2 separate regions of the Homo sapiens genome follow, and region 1 is linked to region 2. A link is a loop called in an ENCODE intact Hi-C map of the cell type or tissue named here. Cell type or tissue: PC-3. All regions are shown on one strand. Links, peaks and the distances in the headings refer to the core of each region. The heading gives the core; the rest is flanking DNA. Region 1 overlaps PITPNM2 (phosphatidylinositol transfer protein membrane associated 2). Region 2 overlaps PITPNM2 (phosphatidylinositol transfer protein membrane associated 2).

Evidence for each region. Peaks named below come from ENCODE experiments on the same cell type or tissue, not always from the same donor. Only the 100,000 strongest peaks of a DNase experiment are listed, where the experiment ranks them.
Region 1: a loop joins it to region 2, with 4 times the contacts of the local background. A loop is called at or near these places in 11 of 110 quality-filtered maps.

The regions. Positions count from the first base shown.
Region 1 is chr12:123,092,680-123,098,043 of GRCh38, reverse strand. All of the region lies in intron 2 of PITPNM2 (phosphatidylinositol transfer protein membrane associated 2), which reads left to right. Among named protein-coding and RNA genes, the nearest start is that of PITPNM2-AS1, 14 kb to the right of the region's middle. RefSeq lists enhancers at 771-1,736, 2,369-2,932, 3,048-3,342, 2,933-3,496, 4,877-5,364. In PC-3, for the core only: no CTCF peak of the experiment used is centred there; a DNase peak (open chromatin) is centred at 3,163; H3K4me3 peaks cover 412 bases; H3K27ac peaks cover 1,280 bases.
Region 2 is chr12:123,040,606-123,045,969 of GRCh38, reverse strand. All of the region lies in intron 2 of PITPNM2 (phosphatidylinositol transfer protein membrane associated 2), which reads left to right. Among named protein-coding and RNA genes, the nearest start is that of MIR4304, 33 kb to the right of the region's middle. RefSeq lists an enhancer at 1,841-2,420. In PC-3, for the core only: a CTCF peak has its summit at 2,351 (motif pointing left); a DNase peak (open chromatin) is centred at 2,279; H3K27ac peaks cover 437 bases.

The sequences.
Region 1 (5,364 bases), core at 52-5,051, 52 kb before region 2:
GACTGTCTGCTCTGATTAGCACACTGACGTCAGGAATCTCTGTCACCTTTGGTCTCCCTGTGGCCTGGCGGCTGTGATGTATCATTTTCGACATGTCCCCTGCATCACTACAGAGGGCCAAGGCCAGCAGAGAAAGGAGGATTATGTTGTTCCCATCTGGCTGCAGCCGCTTTCCGAGCTCTGTCCAGCTGTTCCTCATACCCACTGCCAAGTGGCAGATGTAGGGGCGAGGTCAGCCCAGGAGCTGGGGACCTGCCCGTCATCTTCACGTGAATGTCTTCAAGGCTATTTCTGGCCTTGCCATTATCCCAGCGGCTTTGGGCGATAAATATAGGCACAGATTGAAAAACCCCAGTGGAAGGCAGACAGGCAGGCAAGGAAGGCAGGCAGGCAGGCAAGTGAGGCAGGCTGCACTGGAGAGCGTGCGGACAGGCTGCTTGGCTATAAATAAGTCTGCTGGAACCCCTCCCCATCCATGCCATCACTGCTGAGCATGTGCGTGCCTTAAGAAAGACAATCTCCCTTCCTGACTCCCAGCCACAGCTCACTTGTGCCTGTGGGGTCGAGGGTAGAGGAGCGAGGGAGGGTCTGCCAAGGAGAGGAAAGGAGGTGCTGGCCTCTTGAGGACTGTGCAGAAAAGTGGGCTGCTGAAAGTCTTTCCCCCTTAGCACTTTGCAATCACTAATAAAAGGGAGATGGCAGGCCGGGCGCGGTGGCTCATGCCTGTAATCCCAGCACTTTGGGAGGCCAAGGCAGGTGGATCACCTGAGGTCAGGAGTTCGAGACCAGCCTGGCCAACATGGCAAAACCCCGTCTCTACTAAAAGTACAAAAATTAGCTGGGCGTGGTGGTGGGCGCCTGTAATCCCAGCTACTCAGGAGGCTGAGGCAGGAGAATCACTTGAACCCAGGAGGAAGAGGTTGCAGCAAGCCAAGATCGTGCCACTGCACTCAAACCTGGGCGACAAGAGCGAGACTCCATACCAAAAAAATAAATTAAAAATAAATAAATAAATAAATAATAATAAAAATAAAGAGAGATGGCAGGGTGGCCCCACTCTGGGGAGTCCTGGGGACAGCTGTGTTGCACTAAGCACAGTGGCACCAGTCCAGCATCCTTTAGTTCCTCTAGCTTCCCTGGGCCTCGTTTTTGCTGCAGAGGGGCCGGGGAGACCTGCTGGGCCTGGAGGATTCTATGGCCAGCCTGCCATCCTGCTGGGTGGCTCCTGACTTCCACAAGCCACCTTCCTGTGTCTTTTTTCTGCTTCTGCCCTGCCTGGATCCCTCCTCTTGACAAGAGTACAGCTTTGTCTTCTGGTTCCAGGTCCTCACTGCTCAGCCCAGGCTGGCTGGTGTTGGGACCCTTGTTTAGGCTAGTGGTGCAGGGGGAGGGATTCCAGATGCCCCCGGGCCTGTGGCTGTCTCCTTCCCTGTTCCTCTCTGCTCCTTCCTCACACCTTCCTCCCTCTTTCTTCCTTCTCCATGTCCTTTTGGGTTCTCTCTCATTCCTCGCCCCCCTCCCCATCTTCCCACTGCCTCTTCCTAGCTAGAAGCAGATTCTGGCATTGGGTGAGGAACAGAACGCATGCCCAAGACACACTTTTCATGGAAAAGGATTGAAGTCGGTAAGCTGGCAAGAATCCCAGGAACTCACCGTGAATAAAATATGGTTGCTGTGCAGTCACCAATCATGGGAAGTGGCTTCCCGCGAGCCCATTCCTCTTCTGTGGCCTCATTTAACCAGGGCCAAGAGCTGGGGCATGCAAGCAGGGCATGTGTTAATATTGCGTAAATAAATGGTGCCTGGGTGTGCTTGCTGGCTACAGATGGAGATTGAGCTGCCATCACATGGGAGCGGGGCTAGTCCCTCAAAGGAGGGGTCTGTCCCCCTGTCCCAATTCCCAATGTATTCCTGGTGCTTTAGGGCTTCAGGGGACAAGCCACGGGGCCACTTTGGCTCCCTGAGCAGGCGACATGTGTATGGATCCATCATTCAGCCCTGAGTGTGGGCTCTGAGCTACAGGGCTGCAGAAGTGAATCAATTCCAGCCCCCACTCTCAAGGAGCTCTCAGGCCATCACAGGCATCAGTCATGGGCGGTGATGATCCTTACGATAGTGCCAAGCCTTGTGGAAGTGGGGTTGGGGGGGTCTGCCACTGGGGCGTGGAGCCCATGAAGGGAGCCTCAGGTGCTGACGCTTGGTTTAGATCCTGTGGGGTGCTGAGTTCACACGACACAGGAGGCAGGGTTGCGTGTAAACAAGGGAGAGTCTTCCTGGTAGAGGGAACCGCCTTCACAATGGCCCCGAGGCAGGAGGAGCCCCATGGGCTCCTGTCTGTGAGAGTCTGGCTGGGGCTGAGCTGCAGGGAGGACCAGGTTGGGGGCCTCGTGCCCTAGTTAAGGAGCTTAGATGTCGCCTTGAAACCCAAGGGGAGCGTTGAGGGCCTTTACTCAGAGAAGTGACACACTCCGATGTGTGTATTGGAAGACACTTCGTCTCACTTCATCTGGGTGACAGGTCGGAGGCGGGGGGAGGAGGGGGCAGGCTGGTGGCAACATCACGACATCTTGCTTTGTTGAGTACCTGAAAGATCTTTGCGCTTTAACAGAGCCTGTAAAATCGAGATGTACACATGTGGGTGCACGCCCAAGAAATGATTGTTTCTAAAGATGGCAGCGCAGAGCAATCGTCAGCAGGGGCTGCCAAGCGGGATCTGTGCCCAGCACAGGGCCATCGGTTCTGATTTGCTTAGCTCTCCCTGTCACCACAGGGGCGACTGTCCAGCAAGCTTGGCTACTGCCAAAAGCCAGGGTCTGGAGCAGAGATAACCGACTCCCCAGGGGAGCAGCCCATTCCCCTGGGCCCCCTCACCACGTTCCAAGCCCTGAATCAGCCTGCTGTGCAAGGATGGTGGAGTGGAGAGTCTTGGATCCCCAGCAGCCACCCTAATGTGGACGCACTGCCGTGCTGTGAGCCCCAGTGCCCCGAAAAAGAAGTGACCAAAGAAAAAGTGTTGTATGAGGGAAGGATAAACATGCTTGCTTCAGTGCGCCACGAAGCCCAGAAGTTAATCTGATCATATAAATATTTTCACGTGTCTGTGGTTCTGCGAGGGTGTACTGATAAATAGAGTGAAGAAAGGAGAGGTTGTGTGGCTGCAGTCTTGCCCTGGGGGTAGATGTGATGTTTGTTCCCAACTATGAGTCAGACGTGGGGTCAGAGCCAGGAGGTCGGTCAGTCCAAGGCCTTCGATTCTTAGATGGGAACCTGGCCTTCCCTGCCCTCGGCCCCACCTGGGAGCTGCTTCTAGGAGGTGGAGGGACCCCACCCCACTGCCTGTGCTTGGTTTCGGAGAAGGCTGTCTGGGCCTTTGATGCATCTGTGCAGATGGAGGACGGTAATTTATGGTCCTGTGGGGGAGGAGAAGAGTTTCTCCAATTACCAGCTTCCCAAGTTCCTGGCTTTATGGCCAGAGTTGGAGGCAGCTATTTGGGTAACGTCCCCAGAGGACTAAGTCCGCTTTCCTGGGGCAGAGCAGATGATGGAGACTTCCATGGCATTGTGGGTGAGCCTGATGCGCCGGAGGACAAGCCTGGCAGGAAGCACAGGATCACAGGCCTTGGCTGGGCTCCGCTTCAGCCTGCTGGGTGAAGACATGGGGCCTTTCCGAGGTCAGCCGGAGTCACCTCCCAGGAGCCTGCCTGAGCTCTCTGAGAGCCTTGGACTGGCTTCCTGGTGTTCTGGGATCCCCTGCACCACTTGAGTTCCATTCCTCTGGCTGGCAGACCTGTCACCTTGGTCAGCCCCTTTTAAGTCTACAGCCAGCCCTGTACTGGTGAGGCTCAAATAAGACAAGTATTCCTGAAATGTGTCACCTGGCTCTGTTGGCCAAGCCAGCAGTGCCACAAGAGAAGCAGCTGCCATGGCCCAGTGACACCTGGAGTGTTTGACGATGCTTTGTGTCCATGTGGCCCCTAACCAGGCCTTTCTCACAGCCACATAGCATCCCCAGGCCTGCTGCACTGGGCCAGCCGCAGCCTCCGAGCCCAGCCTGAGGGGCCTCTCACTGGGATCCCCAGCTTTGTCCCTGAGATGAGGGGGCTGATCCTAAGAGTGTGGGTGGGGATGCCTCTGCCCAGGGGGTTCTGGTGGTGTTGGGCTCTGGCCCAGGCCTCCTGGCTCTGTGTCCTTCCATAGACTCCAGGTTCCTCACAGTCATTCACAAACCAACTGAATGTTGGTGTCTTGTGGCTTCTGGTCTCAGGGTTGGAGGTATTAAAGCCATGGAAGAGCAGTCTCTCCTGGGCTGCAACAGCCTGTCTTCTGTGGCCTCTAGCTCCATCCTCAGAGTTTGGGATAGGGGCTGAATCTTTTGCTTGTTCTCCCTCCCAGGGCTGGCCCCCAGAGTCAGTACTTCAGGTTGAGGGGAGTGGGAGGTTGGCTCTGGAGGGGCTGCCGAGTGGCAGGAGGAAGGGGCTCAGGAGCAGGGGGTGGCTCCACTGCAGCGGCCAGACTCTGTTGATTACAGATGATTATTTCAAGGTGTGTGTGTGTGTGCGCGTGTGTGTGTGTGCGTGTGTGTATTTTTAAATAACAGCTCTATTGAGATATAGTTCACATACCATACAATTCACCCATTGAAAGTGTACAATTCAATGGTTTCTAGTATGTTCACAGAGTTGTATAATGAACACCACAGTTAATTTTAGAACATTTTCTTCTATTCTCTTACAATGTGTAAAAATAAATAAAGGTTTTTTTAAAAAAACATTTTCATCACACCAAAAATGAGCTCCTCGATGGATGTTATCCCTCATTTGTCCCCAAACCCCCAGCCCCTGGCAACCACTAATCTACTTTCTATCTCTGGATTTGCCTATCATGGACATTTCTTATGAACGGAGTGACACACCATGTGGCATTTTGTGTCTGGTTTCTTCCACTGAGCATCATGATTTCAAGTTCATGTAGGAGCATGCATCTGAGCTTCATTCCTTCTCATGGTGCAATCATCTTCCACTGTGTGTATAAGACCACATTTTGTCAATCCACACATCCATGGATCACAAGTGCATTTTTAAAGGGTGCTTTTACATCTCAAACACAGTTCTCAGTTGGCGAGGGGGTCAGAGGACAATACAGAAGTGACTGTAAGCGGCATAAACTGTAGCTTCCCAGAGGGGCTCCAGGGGCTCGGGGGAGAGGTCGAGGTAGGGAGGCAATGTCCTTCCTTTGAGCAGCCACTGAGAGGGAGAAGGAGTTGCAGAGATCAGGAAGGAGAGGATTTATTTCCAGTTTTCTGGCAGTTTTTCCTCACTCTTTCGGAGACCTAGGATGGGTTAGGAGAGGGCATGGCAAAGGCAG
Region 2 (5,364 bases), core at 77-5,076:
GACACCCTCGCTGGGACACCCAGGGACGGCTGGGTCTGTACCCCACTCAGCCATAGCTATTGCAGAAGGAGTCACGGGGGCTCAGAGTGGTGGGCTGGTGCGCCTTTGGTACCATGAGTAGGGTGGGCTTAAGGAGACAGGACTAGGGACACTGGCTACTGACACTGGCTACTGAGACTCCAGCATGGCGTTTGTGCCTCTCTGGACTTGAGGTTAGCCCCACAGCGCTCCTTGCAGGCTGCACAATACCAGCTGTTGTTTTGGAGCAACAAAAATTCATAATTTGCAGCTGATAACTAACAGGCACCCGAGTAAGTTGGCTGACAGCCTCAGTGCTGGAATCTTGCACATGGTGGGCTCCAAGTGGAAGTTTATTGGGAGGTATGTTGGCCAAGTAAAGAGGAGAACCTTGTCCAGGGAAAAACTCAGTCCCAGCGTTGTGCCCACCTGCTCACAAGCCATGGGGAGGCATCTGCAGCCAACATTCAATCCATTTGTGTTAAATGCAGGAATTAAGGAAAGACTGAATTTGATGAGAATTGTCTGCCGACTTAGCCACATGGAGGTCATTTGTGACCTTGACCAATATGGTCTCAGTGGAGTGGGGGTGGTCAAAGTGGGTTGGAAAGAGATCAGGAGGTGAGACAATGGAAACAGCAAGTATAGCTAAGCTTGAGGAGGATTTGCTATAAAGGGGATCAAAGAAGCGGGATGGTGCCAAGGAGGTAGAGTTGAGGGGGGCTGTGGCATGTTGTTTTGTTTTGGTTTTGCAGATATATGGGAGCTATAACTTGCATGTTTGAATGCTGATGGTGAATGAGGAGGTCCATTAGGGAGACAAGAGAGGGGAGCATTTCGGGAGAAGGTCCCTGAATGACAAGAGGGCATGGGCCCCAGTGACAGAGAGTTGGCCTTCAGTAGGAGCAGAGCCGTCCATGCATTGCAACAGCAGCTAGTGGATTGGTGCAATGGGTTGGTCCATTTGATGATGGGAATTTGAGGAAACAAAGAAGACTGGAGCCAGGCATGGTACACATGCCTGTGGTCCCAGCTACTTAAGGAGGCTGAGGCAGGAAGATCGCTTGAGCCCAGGAGTTGGAGGCTGCAGTGAGCTAAGATCACGCCACTGTGTTCTATCTAGCCTGGGTAAAGAGTGAGACTCCATCTCCAAAAAAATTAATGATAAAAAAGTAACGAAGACTCAAGATGGAGAGAAGGTATAAAATCAGGAGTGGGAAATAGTGAAGGAACTGAATCACTGAAGTAGGACTGCAGGAGCTGTGCCCTCCTGGAGTGTCCTGTCAGAGTTTTGAAGGCTGGCCCAGAGGAGTAAGCACTCAGGGGCCTTTGTATTCTCATTATGTATCTACTCTGTCATCACAAGGGCTTATCACCAGTTCAGGAGTAACCCAGGTGAAAATCTCAGCAGTGCCTCTTATCAACTCTGGTGTCTTGGATGGTTCCGGAAAGCTCTGATTTCCCTGGAGAATTGATTGAGCTGAGTTTTGCTTTGGGACAGGGCCTGCAGCACAGCCAGCTCTCTGCCAACAGGCTCTCAGCCTCTAAGCATCTCAGGGGGCCCTCCCTTCTGCATGCCCCAGAAGCTGAGACCTTTCACCCCTAAAGGACTGGCCATTTCTAAGGCCAGTGGCCTCCTGAAAAGCCCTGGCACTTCTTATGTAGGAGGATGGTCTGGGTGCTGCTGCTGAAATGGTGGTGGCCTCAGGGAGGTGACCAGGAGTGAGAAAGGAAGGCCCCTGAGCAAACCCCAGCCTACGATTTTGTAGCCACAGCTTAGACCCTAACTGCTGGGGCCAAGGTCCCCTCTGGGCTTGTTTCTGTTGTCACATCTAAGCCTCCCGTGGCATTTTGTTTAAGGGCCCAGTCTTATTTCAGCCATACTCAGTGTTAAATTAGGGGAGCACCAACCCTGGAGGCCAGTGTGGTGGTGGTAGTAGCTCTGTGACCAGCAGGGTCCCTAGAGGACCAGGGTAGGAGGTGAGTTCCAAATAATTCTCCTTCATGCCATGCTTATCATCTTGGAGGCTCTGAGTTTCAAGCTTATTTCCTCACATGCACATTTGTGCCCGTTTCCACCCAACTGAGGTTGCCATGCTGATAGCCACAGCCAGGGAGGAGGAGTCATAAAAACAGGGCCCCCTTGCCTTGCCGCAGTCCTTGAGCAGGATGCGCCCTCTCGGAGCCTGCTCTGTGGTCTGTACCACTGCTTCCCTGGGTCTGTTGTTTGGGTTGAGGCATTACATAGCGATGCCTCATAACTTAACTCTAACATCCCACTCCTGCTCCTGGAGCTGCAGAGCACTGCAAGCCCCACGGTGCCCCCAGGTGGCCGCTGTGCTGTGGGATCTGGTGACCAACTCCTGCAGTGGCTTGGCAGTTGCCCCAGCTTGGCACTCCAGGTGTACAATGGTGAGATTTATGACTTTCTGTGGGATTTGGGGTAACTGCCGCAGTGCCCAGGGCTTTAAAGCTCTCTGGGACCCCCTCTTCACTGCCCAGGCCAGCGTTAGAGGAAGGAGTCAGGTCCTGCTTAAAGGTGTCAAGGAATCTGTGGGGGGTGGGGGTAGGAGCTGTGTCCTCCTGCTCAAAGTCTCCTTGGTCCTTGCCCTTCCAGCCTGGCCACCCCTGCCTCATGAACCTGAAGCTCTTTCTGTGTCACTTTTCTCCTCTAATGCCTGGGAGTTTGTGGCTGGGTGGAGGGAGAAGCTGGGAGTCAGGGTCCTGGTTCCCAACCCAGCTCTCTGCCTGCTTCCTGAGCCTTAGTCTCCTCATTTGTAAGGGGAGGGTTGGCCTGCAGCAGGGTCCTCTGCTTGTTTCTTAGCCCAGAAATCCTTTCTTCAAAAGAAATCTCTGCTGGAAGCCCAGTGTCTAACACATAAAGGTGGAACTACTCTGGGGCAGGGATTGGACGATTCTGTGGGTCTGTGACCTCTCCTGCTTTCAGCTCCAGGACACAGAGAGGCAGCTGATCAGTGCTAACCTCATAACACACACCTTCAGAGCAGCCACACACTCCTGCAACCCCAGCCCAGGCATAAGGGGATGGTTGCTGGACAAAGAACAGCCCCTTATCCGTCTGTGCTGCCTCCCATTCATCCAGAGCTTTGGGTCCCTGGATACACATAGATGGTTAGGGGAGGCCTGGGGAGCCTTGTCTGGCTGCATCTGGAGAGGAAGTACTTTTACCATTGCCTGCTTCAGCTCCTGATTGGGAACCAGTAGGTTTGGGAAGCAGAGAGCAGAAGGAAGCTCTCTTAGAGCAAGAGGAGAGGGACTCAAGGGAGGCAGAAGGAGGTTATGGATACCCACAGTCCTGAGTCCCAGGCCCCCAGACCTGCCGGTGGCTCCCTCGCTTCCCACTACTGCAAAAACCGGGGCTCCCGCTGGCTTGGCTTGGAGTAGCTTCCAGACTTAGTAACCAGAATGCAGCTGAACTGCGTTGGGATGGATTCCATCCCCCCTTAACTTTGCACAGCCTCACTAAATTCCATCTGTGACGTCAGACCCCTGCTAATCATGGAAAAACAGATTAAGTTCTATAAACACAATTCTCGTGCTTCCCCTCCCAGTCAGGGTGTCTCATGGCCTCCGCTTAAAGGAGCTGTCCACGTCGCCTCGTCCTGGGCCAAACCCCAGTAATCCACTTTAAGTCTTCATCACATGCCTCCAGCCTGGCCACCCCTGCCTCATGAATCTGAAGCTCTTTCTGTGTCACTTTTCTCCTCTACTCCCTGGGAGGTTCAGGAAGATCTTTGGGCTCCAGCCTGGGAGGCCCAGCTGGTGCTCTGTGTCTTGGTGGGAAGCCATGCCCTTGATTCTTTGGGTGACATCCCTCACAGCTCTTCTTGGTCGTCTGCCTGTGCCTGGAACCCTGGTCTGGATGCATCCTGCACCTCGCGCCTTGCCCACGGCTGGTCTCTTGCTCCATGGCCTCCCTGAGTGGCCCCACTCTGACACGGTCTGGCCAGGTGTTTACTCAAAGACATCAGTGAACATGGGGCTGGGGGTTCTTTCTAGGGTCGTGAATGCCAGGGTCTGGAACCTGAAGACTTTTCTAAGGCCAGGGCCCAGGTGCCACATTTGAAGCCCAGGGAAGGGTCCCTGTCATCCCTGGAGCAGAGCCATGTGGGCTGTGCATGTGGGCGACCACCCAGACCCCTTGCCTGGCCTTCCTCCCTGAAGGGCCTCTGGAGACCTGTATGTGTTTTTTTTTCTCTGTCTGTGCCAGGCCCCAAAAGATGCCCTGCAGACAGCAGTAAAACATAATTCTGTCTAACCCGTCACGACTCCGGCAGAGACGAGATGAAATGTGTGTCTGTCTCGCTAGCACCCAGGCAGCCGGACTGGGTGTAATGAAATTGTCTGAGTGAGGAGGGTTCAGCTTCGGGCCAAGGGGGCTCCAGGGAGAGGCAGACACACAAGTCACACTGCTCTGATACGGGAGGGTCTGCCATGCTCCCTGGCCTCAGCTCAACCAGGGAGAAAGTGAGGAGGACCCTATCTCACCCCAGTAGGTCCGTGCCTGGCTGTAAGGCCAACCAGCACCACAGCAGGGCTGCTCCTCCTTCAGGCCTAGGTTTATTGTCTGCACCTGGGGGTAGGCAGCCCTACCAGGAAGCCCACAGGCCCTATATCTCAGGGACCCGCCTTCCAGACCCTGCTAGGGACAGCAGTGCCACCTTGTTGTTCACTCTTGCTAGTTGAACACTGGTTGGAACAGGGCTGAGCACTTCATGTGCATCACCTCATTTAATCTACAGACACCCCAGCTGGGCAGGGGTGGTTCTTACCCCCAGAAGACAAAATGAAAGATCAAAGGATTAAGCAATTTGCCCACTGTCACAGCTAACAGGTGGCAGAAGGTCTAGCTGATTGTTTTATTTTAATCACAACACTACCAGCCCTTCTCTGTCTGTTTACACACACACCACTCAAATGCTACAGCTGCTGCCTTCTGAAACATCAGGTAATAAAGTGCAGGTAAAAGTTGCCCACAAATTCCATCCATCTGATGGAACCCTCTCCAGCATTCAGTCAACGTTTATTCCACACTCTTCATACAAACAGACATGTACAGAGTAGTAATAATCTTTTTTTAAAAAAGTATCATGTTCTACATGAATTTTTAAAGTAAAAATTAAATTTAATCTTTTTTAAAAAAAGTATCATGTTCTACGTGATCTTTTTTTAAAAAAGTATCATGTTCTACATGATCTTTTTTTAAAAAAGTATCGTGTTCTACATGATCTTTTTTTAAAAAAGTATCATGTTCTACATGAGTTTTTAAGGTAAAAATTAAATTTAATGTTATTTGAATTTAACCAGACAAATGTATCAATTTTC